Linked DNA regions of Homo sapiens: region 2 is linked to region 1. Evidence: read pairs that join two places in POLR2A ChIA-PET (ENCODE). Cell type or tissue: Panc1. All regions are shown on one strand. Each heading gives the region's core, and the rest is flanking DNA. Links, peaks and the distances in the headings are about the cores only. Region 1 overlaps RUNX2 (RUNX family transcription factor 2). Region 2 overlaps SUPT3H (SPT3 homolog, SAGA and STAGA complex component).

Region 1 (15,568 bases), core at 6,370-11,369:
GGGGGGTGGAGGGAGATCTAGTCAAAATAGTTTTTAGGAACTCAAGTGCATAGCTGGACATTTCTTTTTTCTTATATATTCAATCTTGTCATTCCTAGAGAACAAGAATGAGGTGTTTGTTTGTTTGTTTTTGTTTTAAGGACTGAAAAACTGTCAGCTTTGTGATTAAAATAAGTTGCAAAACCCTTGCTGGGGAAAAGCACCAGCCGTTTTCCATGAATTTAAATATTTTATTAAGTCTATTCTACATCTAAGACTAAGTTTCGTGTCTGTCTTCCCCAGCGCTCACGGGGAAAAATTAAAAATACGAACTAAAAAATTCAAAATGCTTCCGTGGCTGTTTATTTATGTATTTATTTCCTAGTGTGGGTTTAAAAAGCGACTTTGGATCCCCCAAAAAGTTGTGGTCGAGAGGATGAAGGAGCGCGGAAAAAAAGCGGCACTTTTTACCTAAAATGTGGTTTTTGGAGGCTGGGATTTCTAATGATTAGGTTTTTGTGGTTTATATAGACACGACTCTGGCTAAGTCGATCATTACGCTGATGAGAGTCAGAGCACGTGGGTGTCTACGACCAGCCTCAAACTCTGAGCCTTCAAAACAAATAAAACAATGTGCTGCGCCCGCAGAAGCCGGGAAATCCGCTTGAGGCTATTACACCCCAAGAAGGGGGCACAGGGCCGTTTTACCCTCGGCGTTGTGTACTACTACGTTTCTTGCTTATTACCAAACTCTTTAAAGCCTTCCAAAGCTTGAAAACGTGTTTGCGAAAAAAATCATCAGTTGCCAAAGTTTCAAAGATTCCTAGTGGAGTAGCTGACACAGTAACAAGTGATTTTATAAAATAAATGAAGAATTAGAATGCCTCCCCCTCGAAGCATCAAGGAAGAAAGATGGTTGGGTCATCTCTCACGCCCTCCCATCTTATTTAAAGCAATTCACATACCCATTACTGGGTGTTTTTATTGCTCAGTGCAAACGCCTCCCTCACCCTCGTAGCGACCTGCCACGACCCTCCCTGTCTGGTTTTAGAGCTTTGCTCCCACTCGCTGAGCCCACGCCCGGGTCTGCGCCCTAGAAGGGGCCTGGAAGGGCTCTGAGAGCATGAGGGGCACGGAAGATGGGGGCCTGGTGCCAGTCGCGGACTCTGGAGCCCTTTCGAGTACAAGATGAGCTTGGGGGGCTGTGGTTGCGTGACTCGGGATCGCCCCGCTGAAGAGATGCGCGGGGGACTGAGGGTCTGCCAGACCGCGGGAGCAGAGGTGGGGGTGCGGGGTAGCCAGGTGTGCGCTCTCGAGGGGTAAGGATGGAGTTCAGGGGATACTACTCTGTCCTTCCTAATTGGGGCTTTATTTTTACCTGCCCTTCCTCCATGCACTGCTCCACGCCTCCCTCGTCGGTCTTTCCCTTTCCCACGTTTCTCTCCACGTTCCTGCCTCTTCCCCAAATCCCTCCACAGACACTAGCCCCAAGCCGCGCCCCTCCCGCCCCACAGCCGCCGCCTGCCACTGCCACCCTCGGTGACTCCGAGAAGCGATTCTGCGCCACCGGCTATGACACCTGGTCCCCAACCTACTCTTCGCGCCCGGCCTACTGGCCTCCCAGCCCGGGCGCCGCCAGGGTGCGAGAACCCATTTAGCCAGACCGGACCAACTGGAAGCGCAGCCAGGAGCTGAGCTGGCTCCTGCGCGTGCGATTTTTAATTATCTTTTCGGTCACAGGGGAGAGCTCTAACCCCGGGCACCGCCGCGTCCCCTGCGTGCACAGGTCTCTCGAGTCCCACAGGCGGCCGATCCGGGAAGGGAAGCCAGGCTTTCGCCTCAAAAAAGAGAGAGAGAGACTGCATCCATTGCTGTCCTACCTTACACGTCCACTCATGTGCACTCGGACACACACTCTTGCAAGTCCACACGCAGACACACATAAATACATACACACTCATAGAGTCATGGCTTTTTTTTCCTGCCTTTTTTTTTTCTTTTTAGGGGGCTAGTTTTACTTTGGGCATGTTGTGCCACTGTCTAACAGAGATCCCTGGCTCGTTTTTTGTTTTTAAATCTGTGGGGGCTGCAAAGGGGGGAAGCAGTTATGGGAATTGATTATTTCTATGGTAAAAGTGACACCAAAATTCCATAACTACCATGGTGGGTGATATGCCACCTTCTCTGGGATTGTCCTCCTCCCAGGAAGTCCATAGAACAGAGAATTCCTGGAACTTTGAAGACAATAAGAAACAATTAATATTTCAAATATGGACCACCAGAGGGGCTTTCCAAATAAAAAATTCTAGAATTGAATTTAAGAAGTTACCTTGGGGACTTTTCCTCCTTTTTTCTCCATCGCTGTTTTGTCCTTTGTTTTATTTGGTGGATAGCAAACTATGCAGTCCTCAGTGGTTGGGGATTTTAAGGGCAATTTAATCAATAGTGAGATTATTTATTTTAATTAATCATATCTAGTAACTCAGCTTTATGGCCTTTCTCAGTATCCTTCCTCCATTTCACATTTCAGTGGAACTAATATAAGCAGCTCTTGGAAGTTACTAGTCTTGGATCTCTTAAAATATCCTACAGTTATTTATAATGTGGAAATGAAATTTTCCACTGAATACCCTAACAACGTTTCAGGTATCTGGCACAGTGGGTTTTCAGTCTCCTTTCAAAAACATCCTTTTGCTGAACATTCACACTTTCGACTGGAACTGACTGAGCCTGGAGCTGATGATGTCTTGGCTCTGAGCATTATGCTTAAAGAAAGAAAACATTTTTACAGACCCCTAAACCAAACCTCTCCTGTTAATCGTAGGCACATAGGAAAACCATGAGGTTTTACATATGTGTATTTTGTGCTATAGTTTGCTTGATGTCATCTTTGGGTTTAGATTTTCTACGTCAAAATGTTTGAAACAAATCACCCACCCTATTTCTCTTCAGAAATATTCATCTTTTCAGTTGTATGTGATGGCACTAAAAAGTATACACTTTTTTTCTGAAAATGTGGCAACTCTGGAAGATACAAACATAATCCCACCCACCACTCCCTACCATGTCCTTTAACATTTAACATAACTGTTTAGTAACAACACCTGACAATTCTGACTTTCTAGACAAAGAAAATGAGATGTGAAGCAGTCAGGTTATTTATCCAGTCAAAGAACTGACTGGGAACAGAACCCATAGGCCTTTTATCCTGGTTTCCTTTTCTAACCCCCATACATTATTTTATATATACTTATGATGAAAAGTAGAATAAGTCCCTGTAAAATCTTAAAATATTTTTCAATGGACCAGCTATTAAAGTGGGAAAACCAATGGAAAATTATGGGCACATTGATGATCCCTAAAGCTTTGAATGTCTCATATGGGAAAACTTTATAAACAGAACGATCTTTGGAGAATTTTCGTTTGGACTCTGATTGACAGAAGGTTACTCAGCCCTTGAAGAAGCAGCATTGCCACTAGACCAGGAGTCGTCATACTATGGCCCATGGGACAAATTTGGCCTAATGCCTGTTTTTGTACAATTCTCAAAGATGTTTTTTGCATTTTTAAATAGTTGAAAAATTAAAAGAATAATATTCATAGTACATGAAAATGATATGCAATGCAAATTTCAGTGTCTACAAATAAAGCTTTATTGGAATATACCTATGGTCAGTCATTTGTGTATTATCTATAGCTGCCTTCACCTAAAGCAGAAGAATTGGGTAGTTGTGACACTGTACGAGTCACAAGGCCTAAAATATCTACTGACTTTTTACAGAAAAGTTTGCCAACCCTTGCCCTAAAGTGAAAGGGATGCAAGACCATGGAGGAGTGAGATAGCAGAAAAGAGTAGATATTTTATAAAGATACTGGAATGGGTGTGCATGTGGTTCAGATTAGTTCTCTAAAAGTGAACAACGTAACATTTAACTTATTCTTTTCTGCATAAATTGTTAATTAGATTAATATTTTTCACTTAATAATTTTGGAGGTGCCAAAACAGAAAGAAAAGAATGAGGAGCGAGTACATTTTCACAGGCTCCTTAAGAACAATTTTCTTACACATCTCCATATGTCAGCATTTTCCATTGTCCTTAAAATATAGTGGGAACACATTAACTGCATAGATGAAGAAGAGTGAAGAAACTCTCATGTAGTCTGAACATAAAAAATAGGTAAGGTTTTAGTAGGTTTATTCCAACTGTGTTGCACATGATTACACAAGAAACTCAATGAGCTTACCAATAATTTTCTAGTATACAATATATTCGTAAGACCTATATACAGTTTTCAGACAGTTAGCTTAGTAACTTAAGTGATCCCAAAGCTTTTTGACATATTTTTTCCATTTTAACTTTTTATACCGTTAAATACTGTCTGATTTGTTTTAAGCTCAGTAAATTTTTCCCATTGTCAATGGACCTATAATAATTTGCATGGCTGTAACAAGAGATGAAATGTTTGTAGTGGAGGACTTAGCATCATAAACCTTTCCTTGTTGTTTTAGTTAGCATTCCCAAGGGCCATATTCAGGCACTTACAAGAGAGTACAGTGTTGTCATAAAAAGGCTGACACTTGCCATATGACCTTTCAGAACCACATTCATGGAGCATCTGTGTAATTACTCTTCAGGCATGGTACTGACTAAAGAGGTATATATTTTGTTTGACTAAAATACCAACTTACTAAACGACACCCTAGTTACCTTAAGAAACCAATGTAATTTCTAAAAAGAGCCTAATTCATTACCCAGGAGTCAGAGAAAACTAATTTTCTCAAATCAGCCTTCTGGTATTTTGGTGTTGGCAATTGTCCTATGGCAGTAGCAGTGATCTTTGAGCAGCAGTGGAATGTTATATATAAAAGTTTACAGAGGTCTGTGATGAAACTTCTAAGAACACCCTAAAATTAAAGATTTCCTGTAGTAATTCAGCCATTCTTTACCCAGCTGCTCACATATTGCCTTTAAGTCACCAAGGAAGGTGCTATCCTATTCTAATCTCACTGCCCAAGGTTCCAAAGTTTCACTTTAGGCATTAGGGCAGTGACTTCAATTATTTGTCCCCTCCCTACACCCTGCCATCAAAGTGAAAAATGTAAATCATAATACTCTCAGTTCATCTAGTAAAGTACTAAAAATATCAACATTTGCACAGTGTGAGAAATTTGAATTACAAACTAGCAAAGTAAGAAAAAATAGAACAGAAAAAAATAGAATAGTAAGAGTTCAACTTGGTTCTATTAGCTGCAATCCTAGGGGATGCCAGTTATTATAAGTCACCATTCTAAGTTTTTTGCTATTCTGGATTTCATACTCAGAAACCGTTCTCTCAGTGTTTTTCCCCATGCTTTTCTAAACTAGACTTTTCTCAGAGAAAACAATTTCTTCTTCCCATCTAGTCATAATCAATTTCTAAAAGCAATGACTCATCTTTTCTGACATTAGATGATTCTCCTGAATTATCTTCGTTATTGGCAGGATCTTTTCCTGACTCATATTCCTATTAGTGACAATATTTCTTCCAGATCATTTTTCTTCCCTAGGTGTGCCAGTTATCAGTTTATTGTCTTGCAGCTCCAAATTCACCTTTTTTTACCTGCTCTGTGAAAATGAATCCGGATCCATTAAATATTTCTCTTTATCAGTTGGCAATCATGTTTTGTCGGTGGGGACGTTAGAAAGACATTGCAGGAGGAAAGGGTTTTGCTTCCTGGTTAACTTGTGCTCACACAGCAGTTTCTGCAGTGCAGGACATATAGATTTCCCAGCTCCTGGCTCCTGAAGTGCATACATACCCACATCTTCTCCAAAGCCCAGCTGCTGCAATAAAGCTAGCTTTTCCAGTGCCAGGCTCCTGAAGCACCGGTAGCCAGAAGTTTCCCCCAGCACCCTCCCCTCCTGGGCTGTTTGTAGCAGTGTGGCTCTGGTGAGGCAACTCCGTGTGAACAGCCTTCCCCAGCACCCTAGAGAGCAGATCTGCAGCAAGCTCTACTAGCACAACTTCTCTGCCACCCAGGGAGCCAAGGCTGTGCAGGGTCTGGATTCAGCCTTGGTTGAGAAGAGGGGAGGACTCTTACTTTGTTGCTGTATTTCAGCCCTGAGGGTAGTGGATGCTGTTATTCCTGTATTCTTTAGAGTTATTTTTAGTTCTTCCTAGCCAATTCCTTGTTTCTCCAATCCTCTGTTATAGTCAATAATTCTTCACATTAAACTTTTCTTATTCAAATTACTATATGGTTTCTCTGTCCTCATTGGACTTAGACTGATATGCTAAGGTTTCCATTTTCTGATCCCCAAGACATGCCTATTCATAGTGGTTTCCATTTTGGATCACTCCACTGGGGTAATTATAAGATGAGGATTTCCAACACCATATCACATCTATTAAATGATTTATCTCTTCCTAATTATAAGCCTATAATTAGAGGACATATATTTTAAAGAGAAGAAGATGTAGACAGAGAGTATAGATATGGCTATTTTAAAGCACAGGCTAAAATTGGTCAGTGTTTCTTCCCACAGTCGTCCTGACATCTTCCATGAAATCCCATGATCTTATGTCCATACTGAAACTAAAATACACATAAACAAAATCCTGGGCAAAAATTCCAGAGCTGCCTTATCACTAGATCTGATAAAAAAAAAAAAAAAAAAAAAAAAAAAAAAGCCAGGATCTGGGAAGGTGGAGAGATACCTTACAGAATCAGAAAAGCAAAATGCTACTACCACCAAGGAAAGAAAGGGAGCAGGGCTAGACGATTGCTGCCTTATTGCAGTTGAAGTCAGAGACTGGGTAGTGCTGTGACTCTATGATAAAATAAAATTGGGAAAACGCTGTATTAAACAAGATAAACAGACTTCATATTGTCAATTTTATCCCAGATTTTAATATGCTACATGCATTTTGAATCTCCACTAGACGGACTTACAAGTTTGTAAATACAGCATTTACAAACTTATTTAATTATTGCTTCTAAAGGAATTTAAAGGTCTTTGAAGTATTTTTAGAAAATACTGAGCTAAATCAAAGTGGGAAAAAAATGTGTTGGAACATTAAAGGGACCGTTCTGTCTAGAAGGGAATATTGTAATATAGTGGAGAAGTGAAGTTGGCTTGGCTACAAGCAGCCAAGCCAAAGAGGGCCTTGGTACCATGATTCCCACTTTTGTGCACATTTACAAGAGGGAGAATATTCATGTTGCTTCTAGAAGCCACAATCTTGGTCTTTTCCTCGCTATTACAGCCCATTACCTTCCTTCATCTAAAAAGGAGAGTTGAATGAAAGTTTCTCTGGGCATGACTCTTCACTCCTCTTGAGTCCTCATTAAGATGAAGCAGAAGAGTTATGCAGGTGTGGGAGTGGATCCCCTCATTATTTAATACTTTGATATTTTGTTTATCATGTATTTATTGGTATTCAATTTCATTTTTCAGAATATTCCATTAAAATCATATCTTGAATACTAGGGTTTGTTTGGAACTCCCTTAAGTTTTGCCCCTAAGGCTAGCTAGGGCCTCCATCATTTCATCTCATCCTGGCCCAGCCCTAGGTCTGTGGGTATTGAGAACTTACCGAGTGATTTCAGGCTTCCTTGCTTCATTACGAGCATCTTTATTTTTTTAATATGTTATTAAATATAAGTACAAATTGCAATCACTGCATATTCTTCCACAAAAGAATGTATCTTTTAGGCCAAGCTCTGGTGGCTCATGCCTGTAATCCCAGTACTTTGGGAGGCCAAGGCTGGCGGATCACAAGGTCAGAAGTTCAAGACCAGCCTGACCAACATGATGAAAACCCATCTCTACTAAAAATACAAAAATTAGCCAGGTGTGGTAGCGTGTACCTGTAATCCCAGCTACTCAGGAGGCTGAGGCAGGAGAATCACTTGAACCCAGGAGGCAAATGTTGCAGTGAGCCAAGATCACTCCACTGCACTCCAGCCTGGGCAACAGGCTGTCTCAAAAAAAAAAAAAAAAAAAAAAAAAAAGAATGTATCTTTTAACTTTCTGTATCTACTTGAAGTATTGATAGCAGATATAACAGAATTTTGACCTTCACTATGTAAGGGTGATTGTGTGTGTGTGTCCTGTGCTTACCTGGTTATCACTCTTTAACAACAAAAATATGGATTATCTGCTTATTACTATGTAATTTTAAAGAAGTAGACATTCCTGTTTTGTTGTTTCCGTCTGTTTTAGAATTGTCTTTGATTTTATTTAAATACATTGCAAACACATTACACTTGGGGCTTATTTTCTTTCATTCCCATAAGTGTATCTTTGATGTTAAATTAATTAGATTCTCCTTTAGTAAATAAAATAGATTCCATTATCAAATCTTTACAAGAGTTTAAAAGAGGCAGTTCCCGCCAGGCCTAGTGGCTCACGCCTGTAATCCCAGCACTTTGGGAGGCCAAGGTGGGCTGATCACTTGAGGCCAGGAGTTTGAAACCAGCCTGGCCAACATGGTGAAACCCCGCCTCTACCTAAAATAAAATACAAAAATCAGCCGAGTGTGGTGGCACACACCTGTAGTCCCAGCTACTCAGGGAGGCTGAGGCAGGAGAATCACTTGAATCTTGGAGGCGGAGGTTGCAGTAAGCCGAGATTGTGCCACTGCACTACAGCCTGGATGACAGAGCGAGACTCCGTCTCAGAAATAAGTAAATAAATAACAATAAAAGGGGCAGTTCCCACCAGTGCCACTATGAAGGTAAACTTTTACCAGAGTAAAAAAAAAAAAGTAGGAAAAAAACTGTTTTTTTAAAAAAAGGTTATTTGGCCAGTATTCTTTCCTTTGTCAATGCAGTTATTTTTCTCTGAATTCACATCTTTGCCCAGAGAATATATTTATTTCTGTTTCCTAAGTGAAACCTCTTTCTACAGTTTTTGATGACTAGGTTTGAGTCTTAACCATGATATACTGATTCTCTGGCTTTTTGAAGTAGGGATTTTTCACATGCCTCAAAATCAAAACCCTTAGTTTACTTCTCATACGTACAAAAGAATCTTAGCAAGTCTTCTTTTTTTTGGGGGGTTTTGTTTTTTATTTTTTATTTTTTGAGACAGGGTCTCTCTCTGTCACCCAGGCTGGAGTGTACCGGTGTGATCATAGCTCACTGTAGCCTCAAACTGTCAGTCTCAGGTAATCCTCCTACCTCAGCCTCCCGAGTAGCTGGAACTACAGGCATGAGCTACCATGCCCGGCTAATTTTTTTTTTTTTTTTTTTGTATTTTTTATAGATACTGGGCATGTAGCCCAGGCTAGTCTCAAATTCCTGGCCTCAAGCGATTTTCTGGCCTTGGCCTCTCAAAGTGCTGGGATTTCAGGTGTGAGCCATTGTGCCCAGCCTCAGCAAGTTTTAATTCGGATTTTTACCTCAACATTTAGACCAGATTTATATGTACATAGATAATCAACAAGTCTAAAATGCTATTGAGTGACATTATTCTTATTATTTTCAAGTAAGATATCCTACAGTAAAGCACACTGAATGAGATGTTCCAGATCTTAAGCTTAATGCTTACTATTCTCCAGGATTACTGGAAATGTGGGTTGCATCTAGTAGTTTCATTGAATATAGTTTTTTTATTTATTCTGTTTTTAACTTGCTTCACTGGTGTTTACCCTTACTGAAGGAAATTATTATAGTGTGCCCATAACTACAAACATGAAAACTGGTTGAAGTGTTATAACTTATTATAATATATAGTCCTTCATAATTAAATTATGGCTTCTCTGATGCTGATGGTATTGGTTCATACAAAAATAAATATCTTTTTTTCAAAGGCTTCTCTGATAAAATTTACACTGCAACAAATAAAAAATAAGAGAATTACCAGAAGTATGATGCATAAGAAGCATAACTCATCTTACATTAGCCTTGAAAATTGAAAGCTTTTCCATTTTCAACTTTGTTTTGCTAGCATTTACAAACTCAACCATAAAAATTCCCTCTAGGCAGAGATATGGCAAAAATATTCCAGTTCAAAGTCAAACTTTCTATAGAATGTTTCTTATTGTCAGTGTTAAAATTACAAAATTGAAAAAAAAATTGTTGGCAAGTTGCTTTGCACTTGTCACTGAATAAAAGGGGGGAGACTCACATCTAAACACGTTAAAGTCCAAACAATCCGTCAGTCATTTTTATTAGACATATATGAAAAGAAAAATAAATTAGTTTGAATTCATTTACTTCACCCTTAAAATTGTTCTATTATGTGAAAAACCTTTGCGGTCTTGAAAATTTTAATATGAGTTACTCAATTTTCTGAACTTCTCAATTGTAGAGTGTGCAATTTGGAGCCATTGAAAGAAAAAAACTTTCAGAAGGTTTATATTGGAGTGGAGACTTGGTCTCTTCCCTTTGAACTCCCTTCCAGGAACAGAGCAACAGGACCACATGTAAACTACACTTCTTCTCTGCACATCCTAAAAGATTGGGTAGACTGAAAAGTGGGAAGTGCACTGGGAAGCCTTTTTAACTAACTCACTATAAACCCTTAACCAAGGGCTCTAGACTAACATGTCCAGTGGTTTCATAGAAATTTCCATCTAAACATTCCATAAACCCTTCAAGGTCAGCATGTCCAATATGCCAAACTAATTGTTTCAGGTGAAAAGAAAGACAAGGGGCAACATGTAGGTTCCCAAGGCTCGGTGCACAGTCCTTATTTTTTTTCCGTCTTGGTTAACAGTACAACTGTACACAGAACTGTGTGCTCCTTAACCGTAGGAACTATGTCCTATCCACAGAAAATCTGGAACCACACGATTGAAGAAGTCTGGAAACACCATCCCTACCATATTCCATGTATATACCACGTGAATAGTGTCCCCTGGAGCCATGTTAACATGTTATCCCTAGATAGCCCCCACAGTCAGCATAAGTTCTGGCATGTAGCATGTGATCAATATATATTAGTTGATGAATGAATGAATGAATATATCCCCTTAGGTAGAAACTTAGGTATCATGATAGACTAATCTTTTCCCATTATTTTCTACTTCTAGTTTATCACCTGATTCTATTAATGCTACTTCTTGAATATTATTCATATCTATTTTCTTTCCATATCCATTGTCACTGCTTTAGGTTCAGGCTTTTATCATCTTGAACTTCAACTACAATGGACTCCTAACGTGTCTCCCTGCCTCCATTCATGCCCATCTCAATCCCAGTCTATCCTCCACATTGCCATCGGCATTCTCTTTTTAGAATACAATTTCGTTCATTTTGTTGCATTGCCTAAAACTCTTTAAGTGGTTCCATATCATCTATCATACAAAACCCCTTCATGTCCTGGCCTTCCCAAGTTATCACTACAGAACTATGAGTATAGAGTTTAAAAAGTAAAACCCAAATTTGAAAACAAATATATCTTGTGAAAAACCTCAACCTACACATTTCCTGATATCTCTTGCCCCAAACTCAGACTCATTTTTCTCTTTCCTTCATCAGTGCTACAGAAATTTGCATTTACCTCCATTATTGCACTCATCACCTGAATAATCTGTTGACATATATGCATTCCATATAGAGTGTAAGTTCCTTGAGAACAGGGATTAGTCTTAGTCATCTTTTATCCTCAGCATTTAGCATAATGCCAAGAGTGAAATAAGTGTCAATCAATGCTTGTTAAAATGAATCACTGAATAAATAAACCTATTAAATTATCTTTAGACCTGAATTTTCTATCCTTTTAAAATAGGAAATTTTCATATTATTAAGTGTTATTATTCTTTCTGAAATTATCAAATATTGATTAGGCTGTGGCTCAATGGGAACTTTCTTACATCTTGTTGGGAATATAAATTGGGGAAAAAACCTCGAAATAATAGTTTGGCATTAAGGTTGAAACTGCATATGCTGTATGACTTAGCAATTCCGTACCTAAGTATCTACCCTAGATATACATAGAAAATTATAATACGTTGTATGTCATACTGGAATAAAGAAATGAGAAGCTTGTGTTTGGAGGCAAAAGAGTACAGCTCCAGCCACCTTAGCCCATGTGGGTATCCTAAGGGCTCAGGAGATCAATATCTTGCACTTGTCCTGAATGGAAGGTTTTATAGTGAGTTAGTTAAAAAGGCTTCCCAGTGTACTTCCCATCTTTCAGTCTACCCACTCTTTTAGGATGTGCAGAGAAGATATATAGTTTACATGTGATCCTGTTGCTCTGTTCCTGGAAGGGAGTTCAAAAGGAAGAGACAAGTCTCCATTCCAATATTGGTGGTGTTCTTCCAACCAGGTGCAATGAATATTTGCTGTTTTATTTAAGAATATTCAGTATGCTATGAAAAATGAGAAAAATAAGGAAAATGAATGAAACTAAATATAAAAGCTAGTGGCTTGTGAGATATGTTAGACATAAAAGAAGTTGAGCATATGTGTGCTTAATTTCAGTTGGGAGGAATAGTAGGACCAAGAGCACCAAATATTCATACAGTAAACATATATCAGGCACTCAATATTCATAAGGTCTTAAACTGACTTCTCATTTACAAAACCCATTCTAGCCCATGTGTCCTTTACCCAGTAAGCTCCATAGCTGTTCATCAGTGTAATTGGCAAGCTACAGCTGTGGCCAGGTCTAAACTAAAGCCAGTGTGTTCACTTGAGGCACCATCCTTCTGCCAAGTCCTGTTGCTCAAACCTTGACTCTGTCTTGTAACCACACCATCAGGGGAAGGTTGATACACAGGAGGAAGAGACAAGATGTATGAACTCAAATACTGCAGTCCTTCCATTCTGCTTGACCCTAGCCTAGGTGTAGGTTAACCTACACCATTCCTCTCCCCTTGCTTATCCTTCTGTTTTCAATTAATTCACTAAATTACATGACACAGGCATCTTATTTTAGTCTGAAAGACATTTGATTCAGTGACTTTTAGGATAGCTTGCTTTAGTGTTCTTAGGGGCTGCATTGCATCAAGGTAGTTTTCCACAAGATGTACAGGTACTCCTGCAAGACCTGAAAATTTTCCACAGACACAGGTTTAAGAGAATCAATTCCCAAATCCTCAAAGTCATATATACTCCTTCCTAAAAGTGATATGCCTAGGAACTTGCCCATAGTTCCCATTTTCTCCCTTCATATTTCCCTTTTCCTACTTTGCAAAAGTAGGCCACCTTCCCTTACTGTTATGCATTGCCTTTGGGCATAAAAAAATCTCCTGGCCTCCATGCCACTACACTCCAGCCTGGGCGACAGAGCGAGACTCTGTCTCAAAAAAAAATAAAAAATAAAAATAAAAATCTCCTGGCCTCCACACAGAGCCTCCATTAATCAAGGCACCAAAAGCACCACTTCTTTCAAATCCTTAAGAGATGTATTTCCAAAAAAACAGTTAACTTTCATGTTTAATAATTGTTTATAAAAAGTATAATGTAGTTATGTTCTTTCATCAATTCTATACCATGGTAATAATAATATTATAATAACTCAAACCAGAAGAATTATTTTAACAGTTATAAACTCATGGACTTAGGATGCTTAACTACTTACTTGCAATTTCAATTTATGTACTTATTTTTCTGCTGAAAAAATAGTGAAGCATGACTAATTGAGACTCTAAAGCAAAAAAAAAATACACCATTAAAATATTATTTTGGGCTGGACACAGTGGCTCATGCCTATAATCCCAGTATTTTGGGAGGCCATGGCAGGAGAATCGCTTGAGGCCAGGAGTTCAAGACCAGCCTGGGCAACATAGCGAGACCTCTGTCTCTACAAAAAGTCAAAAAAAAAAATTAGCTGGGCTTGGTTGGCATGTTCCTGTAGTCCCAGCTAGTGGGGAGGCTGAGATAGGAGAATTTCTTGAGGCCAGGACTTAAGAGGTTGCAGCGAGCTATGACCACACTACTGCACTCCAGCCTGGTGGACAGAGGGGGACCCTATCTCAAAAACAACAATAAAAATGATTTTGTGGAAGAAGAATAAGAGTGGGATAAAAATAAACAATGTAAAATTTCTGACTGAGGAGGATCTTGTTCATGTATTTTTTTAATGGATGAAGGTGTCTCACATCACTGTGGTATTTCCCCTGCATTACATATATCTGAGGCTGCTAGTAGTGGCTCATCTCTGCATCCCAGCAGTTTGGGAGACCGAGGCAGGTGGATCACCTGAGCTCAGGAGTTCGAGACCAGCCTGGTGGTACATGCCTGTGGTGCCAGCTACTTGGGAAGCTGAGGTGGGAGGATCGCTTGAGCCCGGGAGGCGGAGGTTGCAGTGAGCAGAGATTGCACTACTGCACTCCAGAGTGAGACCCCATCTCAAAAAATATTAATAGTAAATAAAACTTGAGGGAATTATAACCCCCAAATTCAAGATTGTGTTTACCTCTGAATTGGTTCAGAGATCAGATCAGGGTTTTACAGGTAAGGATAATGTTTTATTTTATAAGTGGGGTGGTAGCTACACAAGTATTCATTGTATTGCTATTTTTTATACCCAACAATATTATATTTTGATACTACTCAGTATTTAATAAAGCAATTTTTAAAAGCTCTATGGTTCTGAATATCAAAGTCTATGACATTAAAGCACATATATTTCCTAGTACTGGGTTGGGCTGGAGATTGGTTTGGAAAATTCATGTCATTATTTTTAGTATTTTCGGGGATTGGGAACAAATACATCCTTTCCCACAAAATAATATAAAAATTGGTCAAATTCTTATCTGGCCCTGGAAAGCCTATTTAACATGCAATAAAACTAAATGTAATGCTAACCCCAGCACTTTGGGGGGCCAAGGCGGGCGGATCACTTGAGGCCAGGAATTTGAGACCAACCTGGCCAACATGGCAAAACCCCATCTCTACCAAAAAATACAAAAATTAGCCAGGCGTGCCTGTAGTCCCAGCTACTTGGGAGGCTGAGGCACAAGAATCGCTTGAACCTGGGAGGCAGAGGTTGCAGTGAGCCAAGATTGTACCATTGCACCCCAGCCTGGGTGACAGAGTGAGAGACTCTTCCAAAAACAACTATAAAAAGAATATTAAATATAATGCTAAGAGTCTTATTCTTCCATTGATTCTACAAAAAATGGGCCCAACCTTTACCTGAGAAGTCAGGATACCAGAACACACCACTTACTACTTTAGTTCCAGCCTCCCCATGATAATTTCTACTGTAGTCGTCCAGACAGAGGGATTCCTATGCTATGGTTAAGTTCCCTTATCATAGGGGTAGGTGAAGAGGAGTCTGTTGAGACAACAGAGGGTGTTTACTGGGGAGTCGTGGAAAATAATGCTGCATAGATTATGATCATATCATAGACTTCCTCAAAATGTTTACAGAGCAGTCGAGAATTTGTGAAATAGGTAGAGAGATTGTTTAATAAAAATTAAGCTAACAGTTGTTGAATATATATTATGTACCAACGAATTTTCTAAGTGGTTTACATATATAAACTCTTATTCTCCTGACAACAACTGTATGAAATAGGTAATATAATATCCCTATTTTCAGATGAAGAAAGTGAGAGGCACAGGGTGGTATCTCATCAAATGTCACACAAGTAGTAAATCGTAATGCTAGATGTGAACCCATTCTACCGATCTATAGCACTT
Region 2 (15,568 bases), core at 3,410-8,409, 170 kb after region 1:
AATAGGTGTGAAGATGTGTCATACTATGATTTTCTTTTGCATTTCCTAGTGACTAATGATGTTGATGGCTTATTTGCTATCTGTAAACCTTCCTTGGTGAAGTATCTGCTCAGCATTTTCCTTTTTTATTTACTGGATAATTTTTCTTATTTTTTTTATTTGGAGAGCTTTTTATACATTCTGGATACCAGTCCTTTAGAAGTCCTTTGTCTCATATGTAATTTGAAATATTTTCTCCCATGGAAATATGTAGCTTTTCATTTTTCCAACAGCATCTTTGGCAGAGCAAAAGCTTTTAATTTTTATGAAATTCAATTGGTCATTTTTTCTTTTATATATCATGGTTTTGGTATTATATCTAGGAACTCTGTACATAAACAAATGTCACAAAGATTTTCTTCAGTTTTTTCTCTAAGTGATTCGTAGTTTTTTTGTATAGGTTTTTTTCTGTTTTATATTTAAGTCTGTGATTCATTTTGAATTACATTTGTATAAGTTGTAAAGTATGGGTCAATATTCATTTTTTCTGCATATGGGTGTCCTGTTATTCTAGCACTATTTGTTGACAAGTAAGTCTGTCATTTCTCCAATGAATTACTTTGCATCCTTGTGAACAGTCAATTGACTATATTTCTTTGGGTTTATTTCTGCACCTTCTATTCTGTTCCACTGATTTTTGAGTCTAACATTTCTCCATTACCACACTGTCTTGATGACTGTAGCTTTGTAATAAGTCAGAAAATGTCTTAGAGTGAATTCTTTTTGTTCTTCTTTTTCAACATTTTTGGCTCTAGTTCTTGTTTTCTTACCTTTTTTGTATGAAAGTTAGAATTGGGTTTCTATGTCTACAAAAAAAAAAAAAATGGAAAAAGAATCCAGTAGAGTCTGGAGGCATCTAGATTTAAGCTTCCAAAGTTCTCCCTATTGAGAGTGGTAGGCACAAAGAACACACTTCTTCCAGCAGTGAATTGTAGTAATGCATGTGCATTGTTTCTATCTAGAAAGCCCCCTTAAGACTTAAGAGTTTTTTTATTAAGGGTTGGTCATGTAGGCACATGGTACCTGCATGACTAGCCATAACTAGTAAAATACTTGACTCCAAGAAAGAGAACAGGTCTTTATAATAAATCACAGTGTTTCTACAAAAGACCTAGATTAAGCTGGTATGTCAGGGTTTTGTGCCCAAAACAGGCAAAATAACCATGTTACATGGGAACACCCCAAAGGCCAAGTTTTTACATGCCAGCTGAAGGCCAGCTCTGCAGTCAGGCTCCCCAAAAGATAGCAGAAGGGCTGCTCAACTCTTTCCTGAAAAATATAGGGCTATTCCAGTTGTCTCTTTCTACTTCAGTGAATTTTGGTAGTTTGTATGTTTCAAGGAAATCATCAATTTCTTTTAATTCGTCAACGTTATTATCAGAGATTTGCTTATAGTATTCCTTTATTATCCTTTTAGCATCTGTGGGATCCATTGGGATAGCTCTTCTTGTACTTTGTGCTTGGACTGGCTGGAAAATTATCAATTTTAAAGTTTCTACTTTTATTGATTTTACTCTGTTTTCAATATCATTGATTTCTGTCTCAATTATATCTTTCCTTCTGCTTACTCTAGGATTACTTCTTATCTTTTTAGTTTCTTAAGAGGGAAGGTTTGGTTATTGACTTAAGACCTTCTTTTCTAATATGTGTAATTAATGCTGTAAGTTTTCCTCTTAGCACTGCATTAGGTGTATCTTACAAATTTTGATATGTTGTATTTACATTTTCATTTAGTTAAAAATATGTGTAAATCCCCTTAAGACATCTGCCTTGACCCGTGAATTGCTTAGATACGTGTTTTACAATTTCTGATTACTTGGGGGATTTCACAGGTACCTTCCTTTTGTTGATTTCTAGGTTATTTATGGTCAGAGAACATACTTTGTAAGAAGTAATAGCGTCTTATTTTCCTATTTTGAATCTGCATTACTTTCTATTTTTTACATGCTAGTAGGAGTTAAATATTGATTCTTAAGAGCAAATGCTTTTCATAATTTGGAGAAAACAAACCATGGGACTGATAATTTTAACTTAGTGCAAAGTTGCACTCTACTTCCTGTTACGATGATGGTTAAAAGTTCACCTGTGTTGATAAAAGACCTGAATGTAAGAGCTCAATCTGTAAAACTCTTAAAGGAAACATAGTGAAGAAGCTTCAAGACATTGAATTTGGCAGTGATTTCTTGGATATTATACTAAAAACACAGGTAACGAAAGAAAAATAAAAAATTAGACATCATTAAAATTTAAAAGTTTTGTGCATCAAAGGACGCTGTCAAGAGAGTGAAAAGGAAATCCACAGAATGGGAAAATATTTCTAAATCATATGTCTGATAAGGGGTTAATATCCAGAATACATAAAGAACTCCCAAAACTCAACAGAAAAACTCCCAAACAACCCAATTAAAAAATGGGCAAAAATGTTGAATAAACATTCTCCAAAGAAAATATACAGGTGGCCAATTAGAATATGAAAATATGCTCTATATTACCAGTCCTTAGACAAATGCAAATCAAAACCACAATGAGTTACCATTTCATACCCATTAGAAAGGCTATTTATTAAAAAAACAGTGTTGGCAAGGATATGGACAAATTAGAACACTTCTGCATGGCTGGTAGGAATTTAAAATTGTTGAACTGCTGTGAAAAATGGTATAGTGGTTCTTCAAAAATTAAACAGAATTACCACATGATCCAGCTATTGTATTTCTGGTTATATACCCAAAAGAATTGAAAGCAGAGTATCAAATGGATATTGGTACACCAGTGTTTGTAGCAGCATTATTCACAATATCCAAAAGGTGGAAACAACCAACATGTCCATCAGTGGATGAATGGATAAAAAAATGTGGTACCTACATGAAATGGAATATTATTTAGTTTTACAAAGGAATTAAATTTTGAACTTCTTGCGTCATGGATAATTTTAGAAAACATTAGGCTAAGTGAAATAAAGCAGACCTAAAAGGACAAATGTTATGCGATTCCACTTATATGAGGTACCTAGAATGGTCAAATTCATAGTGACAGAAAGTAGATTACCAGGCGCTAGAGGAGGGGGAATTTGGAGCTTTTGATTAATAGGTGTGGAGTTTCAGCTTGGTATGATAGAAAATTTCTGGTTATGGATAGTGGTGATGTTTGCTCAATAATGTGAATGTACTTAATGTCACTGAATTTTAACCTTAAGAATGGTTACAATAGTAAATTTTATGTTATGAATATTTTACCACACAAAGAAAAGTTCACTTGTATTTTAATTGTTTGGAACTCAGAATACACATTACCTTGGTAATGGTATTATTTAGGGACTTAAATTCCCAGATTAACCAAAATAGATATTCTTGAAAAAACATGTGAAATATCTGAAATACTACACATTTGCAATGAAAAACTTGTAGAAAATATTTATGATCTTACCAATCAAAGCATTACCAATCTTAAAAAATGATTTTTACAAAATCTTTTAATGCTCGAAGGTAAAGCTAGTTTTACTGTGGAAGAGTTTGTAAATAATGAAATGGGAATTTTAGGTGCATTCATAGATATTTAGTAACTGGTTGTATTTATTATGTCAAATTGCAGCTCAAATAATAAGATTTTTCATTTATTTAGTATAGATTTATAAGACATCTATATTATAAGCACATAGAAAACTTTATTCTCAAGAAATTTAACCCTCAGAATGAAAAGTGCTGAAATATTGGAATGGAGAAGGGAATGAACATGTGTATTTTAGAAGATAGGGAAGTAGGAATTAGGTTAATGTGAAAGAGAATGTTGGGTGTGGAAGAGATAGAAGTTTACTGAGGTGTAATAGCAACAGGTAATGAGTTAGAAAATTACATGCAATTAAACTCTAAACAGTGTTAAACAGGTAGAGATGATAGGCAAGAAAATTGGGTAAAATTAGTGTAGAAGGTATTAACCAGGAAGAATTTAGTATTGTGTGGACAGCACCAGTTTTCAGGAAAAGGTAGTGGGGTTGTTTGTTTAAAATGTTCACTTATACAAGAGTACTGTTTTGTGTAAGATTTAAATAATGAAGGAGAGCATAAGATTGGAAAATTTTCCTAAAGCTATTTGGGAAAAATAATGATTTAAAAATGAGATGAATAATGAAATTATTATTAAGGATATAAATAAGGTGTGGCTAATAGGTTTTATCTTTATATGCAGCTCCCCTTGGTTGCTTGAAATGTTTGAGAAGAACTGTGGGAGCGTATCTAGGCTTTAGTAGGAAAAAGATTTGTGATTGGTTGTAATGGCTCCTATAGGTGAATTACGGAGGCCGTGCCATCTCTGATCTAAATGGTAATCAGCCAAAAGCAAAACAGCCAGATGCCATGGCTCATGCCTGTAATCCCAGCACTTTGGGAGGCCAAGGATCACTTGAGCCCAGGAGTTTGAGACCAGCCTGGGCAACATAGTGAGACCCTGTCTCTACAAAAAATAGAAAAAAATTAGCCAGGTGTGGTGGCACATGCCTGTCTTCCCAGCTACCCAGGAGGGCAGATGTGGGAGGATGACTTGAGCCCAGATGTTGAGGCTGCAGTGAGCCATGATCACACCACTGCACTCCAGCCTGGGTGACAGAGTGAGACCTTGTCTCAAATAAAATTAAATGAACAAATAGTAAATTAAAAATATAAAACAGATCGGGTATATTGTAATCTGATACAGGGGAAATACAGGCAACAGTATTAGTGCAAAGAAGGAGAACTGCTCTTTGTAATTCAGAATGATATTTATTGGAAAATTTTTACTTAGTAGTTTAGTATCTTTAATACATATAGGGCTATTCAGATTTTCAAAGTTTTATACCATTTTTGGTAGTGTCTTTCAAGGAGTTTGTCCATCTCATCTCAGTTGTTGAATTTATTGGCATAAAGTAACTCAAAATATTACCCTATTATCATTTCAGTGTTTGTAGAATATATAGTTATGCCTCTTCTTTTACAATCTCTTGTATTAATGAGATTCATAATTTGTGTTCTTTTTCTCATTCTCAGTTAGTTTAACTAGTGATTTATTGATTTTATCAATCTTTTAAAAAGATCAGGTTTAGGTTTGAGTAATTTTTCTGTGTTTTTGGTCTGTTTTCTATTTGATTTTCATTCAAATTTTTATTATTTCTTTTCATTGGCTGACTTTGTTAAGCTGTGCAGTGAGTTTTTTCACTTTGTATATATTTTTTATGCTATAGAAGTTTTCTTAAGATTCTTTTTCATTGTTAGATTTTTTTGTCTGCTCATTTTAAATTCTTGAGCTTGTATATAATACATAGTAGCTTTTTTTTTTTTTTTTTTTTTTTGAGAAGGAGTCTCGCTCTGTTTCCCAGGCTGGAGTGCAGTGGCACGATCTATCTCAACTCATTGCAACCTCTGCCTCCCAGTCTCAAGCAATCCTCCCACCGCAGCCTCCCGACTAGCTGGGATTACAGGTGCACACCACCATGCCCAGCTAATTTTTGTATTTTTAGTAGAGACAGGGTTTCACCATGTTGGTTAGGCTGGTCCTAAATCCTGACCTCAAGTAATCCACACTCCTCGGCCTCCCAAAGTGTTGGGATTACAGGCGTGAGCCACCACGCCCAGCCTTATAATAGCTCTTTTAAAAGCTTTTCCTGCCAAGTTTTGTTATCTATGCCATTTCTGCATCTGTTTCTATTGACTTTTCTTCTGTTTATGGGCCTTATTTTCCTGCTTTTGTGCATGTCTAATAAATTATTTGGTGGTGAGTCATTGTGACTCATGTTTTTGACTTTCTAGATTTTGTTATCTTCCTTCAAGAATGGTGAATTTTGTTTTTCCAGGCAATTTAATTATAGATTAGTTATAGATACACTTGATCTTGTTGAGTTTTTAAAATTTTCTTAGAATTAGTATGGAATACTTTTTACTCTAGGGCCATTATAGTCTACTGCTTTCCAAGAGTCACTATTGAATGCCACTATTGTATTCAGTGATGTCTACACTCTGACTGGTGTGAACTTAAGTGTCTCCCAGCTTGATATGAGCTCTGAGAATGTTCATCTTCAAGCTCCCCTATGGTTGTGTCTTGTGTTGTGAATTTTGTCTTTATGCATTTTCAACTTAGTATTTAGCCAAAGCCTCAAGGGGACATCAGTGGAGACTTCTAAAGTTCTTTCTTGGTGAAATACTATCTCTTCGGTACACTTAGGCACTTCAGTTGCCTCTACCTCTCAAGTTGTTGTCTCTGTCTCTTGAACTTTGGCTTCTATGTTCTATCCCTGTCCTTATTCTGTTTAGAAAGTACCTACACACGAAAGGCTGGATAAGCATAGGGTGTTCTTTATTTTGCTTCTTTCAGTCATTGCTGTTATGCATGGTTTTTGTTTGTTGTGTGAGGCCAGTTATTTCATGTATTTTATCTAGTTTTCTGGTTGTTTACAGCAGAAGACCAAGTCAAGTAAATTTGCTCTGTAGTTTCCACAAGTGGAACTGTCTGGAATGTTATTTAGAATACTGTTGGAATAATGTAATTGATTGGTTTCTTATTAATCATGTTTTATTGGATAGAGTAAAACATAACCACTTTGTGTAGTCCTTCATGACTAGCAATTTGCTTTCTTGCCTTGTGTTCTTTCCTCAAAGGATCCTATGCTTTGTTTTATTCTTCTGGACAAATTTACTTTGCTTTTTCCTAATTATATTCCATTCTCTTTAAACTAGTAGTTTTTATTCTAGTTACCTTTCTTTTTCCCCCTTCCATTTCTGTTAACTCTCTTTCATTGGTCATGTACTTTCTTGGCCACAAACCTCTTTTCTCACTGATGACCTCTCACTCTTGCTGAGACCAGCTTGATCGTGGAGACCCTAACCCAGCAGCTCTAGAGGAATTAAAGACACACACACAAATATAGCGTGTGGAGTGGGAAATCAGGGGACTCACAGCCTTCAGAACTGAGAGCCCCGAACAGAGATTTACCCACATATTTATTGGCCTCAAGCCAGCGATAAACATTGTTTCTATAGATTATAGATTAAAAGTATTCCTTACGGGAAAAAAGGGATGGGCCGAAACAAAGGGATGGGCTCTGGCTAGTTTCCTGCAGCAGAAACATGTCCTTAAGGCACAGATTGCTCATGCCATTATTTGTGGTTTAAGAACGCCTTTAAGTGGTTTTCTGCCCTGGGTGGGCCAGGTATTCCTTGCCCTCATTCTGGTAAACCCACAACCTTCAGCATGGGCATCATGGCCATCATGAACATGTCACAGTGTTGCAGAGATTTTGTTTATGGCCAGTTTTGGGGCCAGCTTATGGCAAGATTTGGGGGGGGGCCTGTTCCCAACATGTCCCCCTTTTTTGTTTCACAAAGTGATAAAAACAAAGGCAGCTTTGTCACGGTGAGCTACTTCTCGCAGGAGTCGGGATCTGCATCTGCAGACTATACAAAGACAAATAACACAGATTAAAAGCACAATCATCATTGAAATCACCCAGCTTCCAAGTGTTTTTATCCTTTTTAATGGGTTACTAGCTGCTAATCTGTCTGCAGCTCCTTCAAGCACTCCAGTTCCTAGCATTAAGGTCAGGTGTGCCTGGGATGCTTTAAATATTTGTTCTTTTAATTTTGCAATATCCAAAGACAAGTTTGTAGAGTGTCCTTCTAGATGTTTTTTTATTCTTTCCATTAATAGTTTCCACAAATCCTTATGTTAAGCTCCTACAGCAGGCATATCATCTGAGGTTGAGGTGCCTCTATACCACCATGTTTCCAAATAATAGGAACTTGCCGTATTTTTTACTGTTTCTACCATCTGATTGTTTTGTTTGGACCAGCTGAACATAGTGTGGCCATGGCACGCAGACTGAGAGGTGTAATTCAAATTAAACATCCCCTTAGGGGACCAATCAATGATTCCATAGGAATCGCTGCGCAGCACCTCTGCCTGTTCTGTAATGCAATCTTCCCAAACAAGTAAGTTCATTATTTCTGGCCAGGTCCAATTCTGTTTACAGATAGGTTTTTGAGGGCGGTACGCCTAATTATAGGAGCAGATTTATTATGGTAAATACTGAGACCAGAAAGCATGTGTATATGTGTCATAGAGTGATTACATCCAGGCATTATTGCCAGCCAAGATTGATAAATATGCCCAATAAGAATAATTGTTCTCTGTGTCAGCCGTTGTTGAAGGAATACTCACGGCAGTAGTGACCACCGCTATCATAGCTATCATTAAATTACTCGTTGTGACAGGTTGTCCGCTTTCCTCAGGTTTTCTTCCACCATCTGTGACAGCTGGGGTCCTCCTCAGCATCAGTGTCAACATGGCTGCAACTGGGGGGTCCTCGCAATCCTGCTAGAATGTCTTCTTTGGCATCTGGCTCATGATAAGGTTTCAGGTGTCTTGATGGTATCCAAATTGGCTGCTGGTTTTGGCCTGGAGAAAGACAAGCATAACCTCTACCCCAAGTTATTATTTTACCTATTTCCCAACTTTTTGTTATCGGATCTCTCCACCAAACCAGTTGTTCTGCTTCTGTCTTTGCAGCTGGTTTCTGTAGATGCTCTTCAGCTGCTGATAGCATCTGGCCTTTAGGCAGGCTCAAAAAATTTGAAGTCAATAATGCTAGATTAAGTTGCATATGGGGTGTTCCATAGTCCCTGTTTCCCCCTTTGTGCTTTTGCAATTGTTGTTTTAGGGAGAGATTCATTCGTTCTACAATGGCTTGTCCTTGAGAATTATATGGGATGCCAGTAATGTGTTTAATATTCCGTATAGAGAAAAATGTAGCTAGAGCTTTGCTAGTATAGCCTGGGGCATCATCTGTTTTAATAGAAGCTGTAATGCCTATCACTGTAAAACACTGCAAAAGGTGATGTTTAACACAGGCAGAAGACTCTCCTGATTGGCATGTAGCCCAAAGTGAGAAAAGGTGTCCACACATACACGTACACAAGCTAGTCTCCCAAACGAGGGAACATGTGTGATGTCCATTTGCCAAAGAGAATTAGATTCCAGTCCTCGAGGATTAACTCCTCCTGTAAAAGATGAGGAATGCACCATTTGGCAAGTTGGGCATCACTGGATAATAGCTTTAGCTTCTTTCCAGGTAATGCTGTATCTGCGCTTGAGACCAGAGGCATTAACATGGGTTAAATTGTGAAAGTGTGTAGCATTAGATACTGCAGTAGCAACTAGGCAATCAGCCATTTGATTCCCTTCAGTTAAAGGTCCTGGAAGACATGTATGAGCTGTAATATGAGTAACGTAAAAAGGGTGCATTCTACTCCTAACTGCTGTTTGCAGTTGGGTAAATAAAGTCATCAGTTGTTCATCTGTATGAAATCATAACTGAGCACTTTCAATTAATTGTGTAGAATAAACCATATATGAAGAATCAGAAATCACATTAATAGGCATATTAAAAGCAGTCAATACCTCAATTACAGCTACAAGCTCCGCATTTTGAGCTGAAGTATAGGGCATCTGAAAAACTTTACCTTTCGATCCAGAATAAGAAGCTTTACTATTACTGGACCCATCTGTAAAAACATTCTCAGCACCTTCAATTGGTTTGAATTTAGTTATTTTAGGGAGAATCCAATTAGTTAATTTCAAAAATTGAAACAGTTCATTTTAGGAAAAAATGACTATGGAGAATACCCACAAAGTCAGCTAAATGGGTTTGCCAAGTAAGACTCTTTATAAAAGCTTGCTGTATTTGTGCCTTCGTGAGAGGGACAATAATTTTTCCAGGATCATATCCATGTAATTTAACAATCCAAGTTCTCCCATTTCCTATCATAGTAGCAATTTCATCCAAATAAGGAGTTATAGAGTCCATGAATTCACATGTGGAAGAAAAAGCCATTCTACTAAGTCCTGTTCTTGGACAATAACAAAATAACAACAGTAGGTGAATGCTGAGTCGGAAAAATTAGCAAATCTAGAGTCTTCTTGGGATCTATTCTATTTATTTGAGCTTTATGGACTTGCCTTTCAATCAGCTGTAACTCTGCCTCAGCCTCCTTTGTTAATTGCCAAGGGCTAGTGAGACTAGGATCTCCTCTAAGGGTAGAAAATAGATTACTCATGGCATGGGCAGGAATGCCTAGAGCAGGTCATATCCAATTAATGTCCCCTGGTAATTTTTGAAAGTCATTCAGTGTTTTAAATTGATCCCTACATATGGTTACTTTCTGTGGCACAATTGTACTGTCAGTTACTGAGGTCCCCAAGTAGGAGTAAGGAGTAGTCTGAATTTTGTCAGGAGCTATAATTAAACCAGTGCAAGAAATCGAATTTTGCAAGTGATCATAACATTGGAGTAGTATTTCTCGAGTTGGGGCAGCACAAAGTATATCATCCATATACTGAATAATGTAACACTAAAAATTTTTTTACGAGTAGGTTCAATTGCTTGCCCTACATAAGTCTGGCAAATTGTTGGACTGTTTAACATGCCTTGTCACAACACTTTCCAATGAAAATGCTTAGCAGGCTGCAGGTTGTTTACTGCAGGAATTGTAAGTGCAAAGTGTTCACAGTCTTGCTCAGCTAAAGGGATAGTAAAGAAACAGTCTTTTAAATCTATGACAATTAAAGACCAGTTTTTTGGAATCATAGCAGGAGAAGGCAATCCTGGCTGTAATGCTCCCATAGGTTGTATAACTGAATTAATGGCTCTTAAGTTAGTTAACATTCTCCATTTACCTGATTTTTTCTTAATTATGAAAACTGGAGAATTCTAAGGGGAAAATATTGAAGCTATGTGTCCTTTTTCTAATTGTTCAGGAACTAAGTCCTCTAAAGCCTCCATTTTCTCTTTACTTAGCAGCCATTGTTCTATCCAAATTGGCTTATCTGTTAACCATTTTAAAGGTATAGGTTCTGGAGGCTTAACAATGGCTGCCATCAAAAATGATAACCTAAACCTTGGCGGGAACTTTGTCTTTCCGCTTGAAGCAGTTCCTTCAAACCTTGCAAATTTTGTCCTAGTCCCATACCAGGGACATACCCCATTTCATGCAACATACTTTGACTTTGAGGGCTGTACAATTGCTCTGGAATTAGAACTTGTGTTCCCCATTGTTGTAATAAATCTCTTCCCCATAAATTTATAGGTACAGAAGTTATAATTGGTTGAATATTCCCAGGTTGTCCATCGGGTCCTTCACAATGCAAAATGTAACTACTTTGATATGCTTCAGGGGCTTTACCAACTCCAACTATGTTAAATTGAGTGGGTTGAATTGACTACGTGAACAGCCAATGCTGTAGAGAAATGATTGAAATGTCCACTCCTGTATCTACTGAACCTTTAAATTTCTTTCTCTGAATAGTTATTTCACGGGTAGGACATTGATCAGTAATTTGATTCACCCAATAAGCTGCTTTGCCTTGTTTATTTGTGTTTCCAAATCCTCCTATTCGTTTAGTTTCACTTTTTCCCATTTCCACATATGGCACAGTCAGGAGTTGTGCTATACGCTCTCCTGGCTCTACTTTCCAGAGAACAGAAGTAGATATAACAATCTGAATTTGCCCATTGTAGTCTGAATCAATGACTCCTGTTTGTACTTGCACTCCTTTTAAATTTAAACCAGACCTACCTAGAAGTAATCCTACCGTCCCCACTGGCAACATCTGACTGGAGACAGCAACATTCTTTAACAGTCCCATTACAAAAGGAGAACCTGGTCCATATTGATTAATCGCTTGCTTAAATTCTTTGAGTAATTTAAAAGGAAAAGGCTCAAATGTAGCTATAATATTTCCCTGTTGATCTCGGGGGGTGTATTCTAACAGGAAACTGCCAAGCCTCTAAATCACCCTCTCTTCTAGCTTGCTGGATTCCTGCCTGAATAGAACTGAGAGAGGTTGCTTGAGGCACTGCTTGAACAGTCACTGGGGCAACTACTTTTCACCCAAGGTCCTCCAGAAAAGAAAGATCTGGAGGGTTAGGCCACTCTTTTTCTTCAAAATAAGGAGGGGGTGCAGAAGGGTAGGGATGAACATCTGCCTCCTTTGCCACTTTAGCTTTACCTGGCAAACAAACCTGCTCTGTTACTTTGTTATACTCTCCTTCCTCCTCATCATCAGTGTGAAAAGGTTCCAAGATGGAACTAACCAGAGCCCACACTTGTCCCATTGTTACCCTGATGCTTCTGAGCTCCCCTTTTTACTCACCACGGGGATTGCTTAAGAGCACTCGGGTGTCCTCCAGCTTAGTTCCATGTTCTCCAACCATTGCCCCGGCGACCTTTCGACCTGGGTTTGAGCCCCAACGTTGGGTTCCACTTGCCGAGACCAGCTCAGTCGTGGAGACCCTAACCCAGCAGCGCTAGAGGAATTAAAGACATATGCACAAATATAGCGTGTGGAGTGGGAAATCGGGACTCACAGCCTTCAGAACTGAGAGCCCCGAACAGAAATTTACCCACATATTTATTGACAGCAAGCCAGTGATAAACATTGTTTCTATAGATTACAGATTAACTAAAAGTATTCCTTACGGGAAAAAAGGGATGGGCCAAAACAAAGGGATGGGCTCTGGCTAGTTTCCTGCAGCAGAAACATGTCCTTAAGGCACAGATCGCTCATGCCATTATTTGTGGTTTAGGAAAGCCTTTAAGTGGTTTTCTGCTCTGGTTGGGCCAGGTATTCCTTGCCTTCATTCCAGTAAACCCACAACCTTCAGCATGGGAGTCATGGCCATCATGAACATGTCACAGTGCTGCAGAGATTTTGTTTATGGCCGGTTTTGAGGTCAGCTTATGGCCAGATTTGGGGGTCTGTTCCCAGCACACTCCTAATCTGCCTTCTTCTTTAAGATTAACTTTATTTTCTCCAGTTCCTTAATTCTCTTGTCCAGTAGAAACCCAATTTTCCACCTTCTCACCATCCTAGTACGTGAGACCCTAAATTGATTTACTTAAAAATAAATGCGCGTGTGTGTTTGTAAAGTAAATCAATTTAGGGTCTTAGGTACTGGGTACAATTTAGGTCTCAGGTACACACACACACATGTATATATCCTGTAAATATAAAGTTATCAAATACATATATTACATTTTTCTGTTTCTAAGGAGCTCTTTCCCTAATAATATTTATATTAGAATCTACAAATTTAATGCCACTTGATCCTCCCAGATTTCAAAAGAGAATTAATGGTGACTTTTGTGTAAAAATGAAGACATATTTATGTACAGTACAGAATGGAGATTGTCCTTATCAGTAATTTAAACTTTTCAGTTATTAGAATTATTCATAAGTGTTTATAAGGTGGGGCTATTTTATTTAAAATGTGGCCTTATAATAATGTTTATACTGATGCAGAAAAATTCATTGGAAACATATATATCATTTCCCTTTAATTTGTAATTTCAAATGTTTTATCCATAGTTTTAGATAAAGCATTTGTCACTTGTATCATTGGCTTTCTTTCCAGTGTTAATTTTAATTTCTTTCCATTCTCTTTTTCTCATCTAATTTCTGTGTCATTTTTTTCCTAAATCCGAAAAAATTCTCATGAGAGGTATTTTCATGTTAGACAGGTTAAGGCAGAATTTTGTAAACTACTGGTTCATTCAGCTCTTAAATTTTATTAAGAAGCGTTTTGTATCTTGTTAAACTATTTCTAGGCATTTTAAGGACTTGGGAGTGTTAAAATTCATAAAAATCTGTTGTACCATGGAACAGTTTCTGATCAGCAGAGATCTCCAGAAAAGTTGCCACTTAAATGAAGAAAATTATCAGTTGGATATAAAAGTGGGTAACTTGATAGCTATAGTTTGTTTACATTTTCAAAGTTTTTAAGTGGAATAATTTTAAGTTGGCATGCTATAAGGGTTGTGACTAGGTAAGGAAAAAATAAGTTTTTAAAAATTGCAGCAGTTATTTGAAGATAAGCATTTGTTCAGCCCAATAATAATTTAGAACTTCAGGTCATGTGTGTATATATATATGTATTTCTTTTTTTTCTTTTCTTTTTTTTTTTTTTTTTGTGACAGCGTCTCGTTCTGTCTCCCAGGCAGGAGTGCAGTGGTGCAGTCTTGGCTCACTGCAACCTCTGCCTCCTGGGTTCAAGATATTTTGCTGCCTCAGCCTCCTGAGTAGCTGGGATTGCAGGCGCCCACCACCATGCCCAGCTGATTTTTGTAGTATTAGTAGAGACAGGGTTTCACCATGTTGGCCAGGCTGGTCTCAAACTCCTAACCTCAGACAATCTGCCCACCTCGGCCTCCCAAAGTGTATCTTTGGTTTTATTCAACAACATCAATGTATTTTACCAAAGGATTAAAGAATTTTATCCTTTGTAACTGATACTCACTCCAGACAATAATTGAATATAATGTTAGTATTTACTGAGCAATATATTTTATGAAAGTCAATTATACATAGGTAATATTTACATAGGAAAAGGGGATTTTATAGCTTTAAAAAGAAAGAGAGTACTTCTAATAACATTGAGCCAGTTTAGAATTTAGTACATATTCAAATACCTTGCAAGGACTAGGTGACTATTTTTTAGACAGTAAGAATTTGAGAATGTATCCATTTTAGTTGTTTTTAGTAATTTATTAGTGACAGCAAGGGTGTTTTTATTATCCCAATAAAGGACATCTATTTTTAAGGTAATTTATAGTTTTAGTCATACTGTTCTAAAAGAGTTAATAGAAAGGGAAAGATTTTCCTTTAGAGTAGCTGTAGGTGGCTTTATCATAGTGGTTAGGAATGTGGGTTTAGAGATCCCAGTTTAAATGGCTAAGGCATCAGACACACATCCTCTCCAGAAAGAAGAGCTAAAATTACAAATAGACAATCATACCTTGAATAGAATATATAGGAGAGAACACCAGAATCCAACAGAGAAGTCACAGGAAACATCTGCGGCACAGAAGAAGGAAGCCATTGGAGACTTGGCTGAGATTGGTTGGGAGCCCATAGGGGCTTGATATTGTGGTGAAAGAGTAAGTGAGAGAACCTCAGCAGTTAACATTGCCACTGCACAGTACTGTGGTTGGAACCAGAGAGAGCTTCTCTACCTTCACAAATTCTGACACTAGCATGAGTAGCCATTTAAAGACCTCACCAAGGCATTAGACTGGACAGGGTACTCACGCTGGCTCACTCACACACCTGAGACTTGAGTGACTGCAGCTGAGCACCATCGTGAGCACATAGCTGTCATGGAGCTGCATCCTGTCTTCGGGACCACAGCTCCCATATTTCCACATCCTGTGAGCCACCACTGATGTCTCCCAGAGTCCATTTGGAGGGCTGTAGCAGCACAGCGCTGGCTGGACCCAGCCCAAAAGTGCTGAAGGGTCCTCAGTACTCTAGCCCACAGGGAGTACTAATCCCTGGAGTAAGGACAGTGCAGCACACCAAAGACAGCCTCTTGTACAAAGAAAACTAAAGCGCGTAATTTCTAAAACCTGAGAGACTCCTGTCTCAGGCTGTGAGAAGTGACCCTGCCCCCAGCTGAAATAAACTGTGTGCTCGGCCTAGCACACAGAGAGTATGATCTCTTCCCCCCGTAAGAGTT

Evidence for each region. ChIA-PET counts read pairs that join two places held together with the same protein. Peaks named below come from ENCODE experiments on the same cell type or tissue, not always from the same donor. Only the 100,000 strongest peaks of a DNase experiment are listed, where the experiment ranks them.
Region 2: POLR2A ChIA-PET joins it to region 1 with 5 read pairs; 3 of 35 experiments call an interaction of 5 or more read pairs at or near these places.

What each region holds. Positions count from the first base shown.
Region 1 is chr6:45,405,837-45,421,404 of GRCh38, reverse strand. All of the region lies in intron 2 of RUNX2 (RUNX family transcription factor 2), which reads right to left. LOC124901324 (a long non-coding RNA gene) reads left to right here. Exons shown (of 2, transcript XR_007059602.1): 2 at 1-326. Among named protein-coding and RNA genes, the nearest start is that of SUPT3H, 36 kb to the right of the region's middle. In Panc1, for the core only: no CTCF peak of the experiment used is centred there; no DNase peak of the experiment used is centred there; H3K27ac peaks cover 252 bases.
Region 2 is chr6:45,232,986-45,248,553 of GRCh38, reverse strand. All of the region lies in intron 2 of SUPT3H (SPT3 homolog, SAGA and STAGA complex component), which reads left to right. Among named protein-coding and RNA genes, the nearest start is that of MIR586, 43 kb to the right of the region's middle. In Panc1, for the core only: no CTCF peak of the experiment used is centred there; no DNase peak of the experiment used is centred there.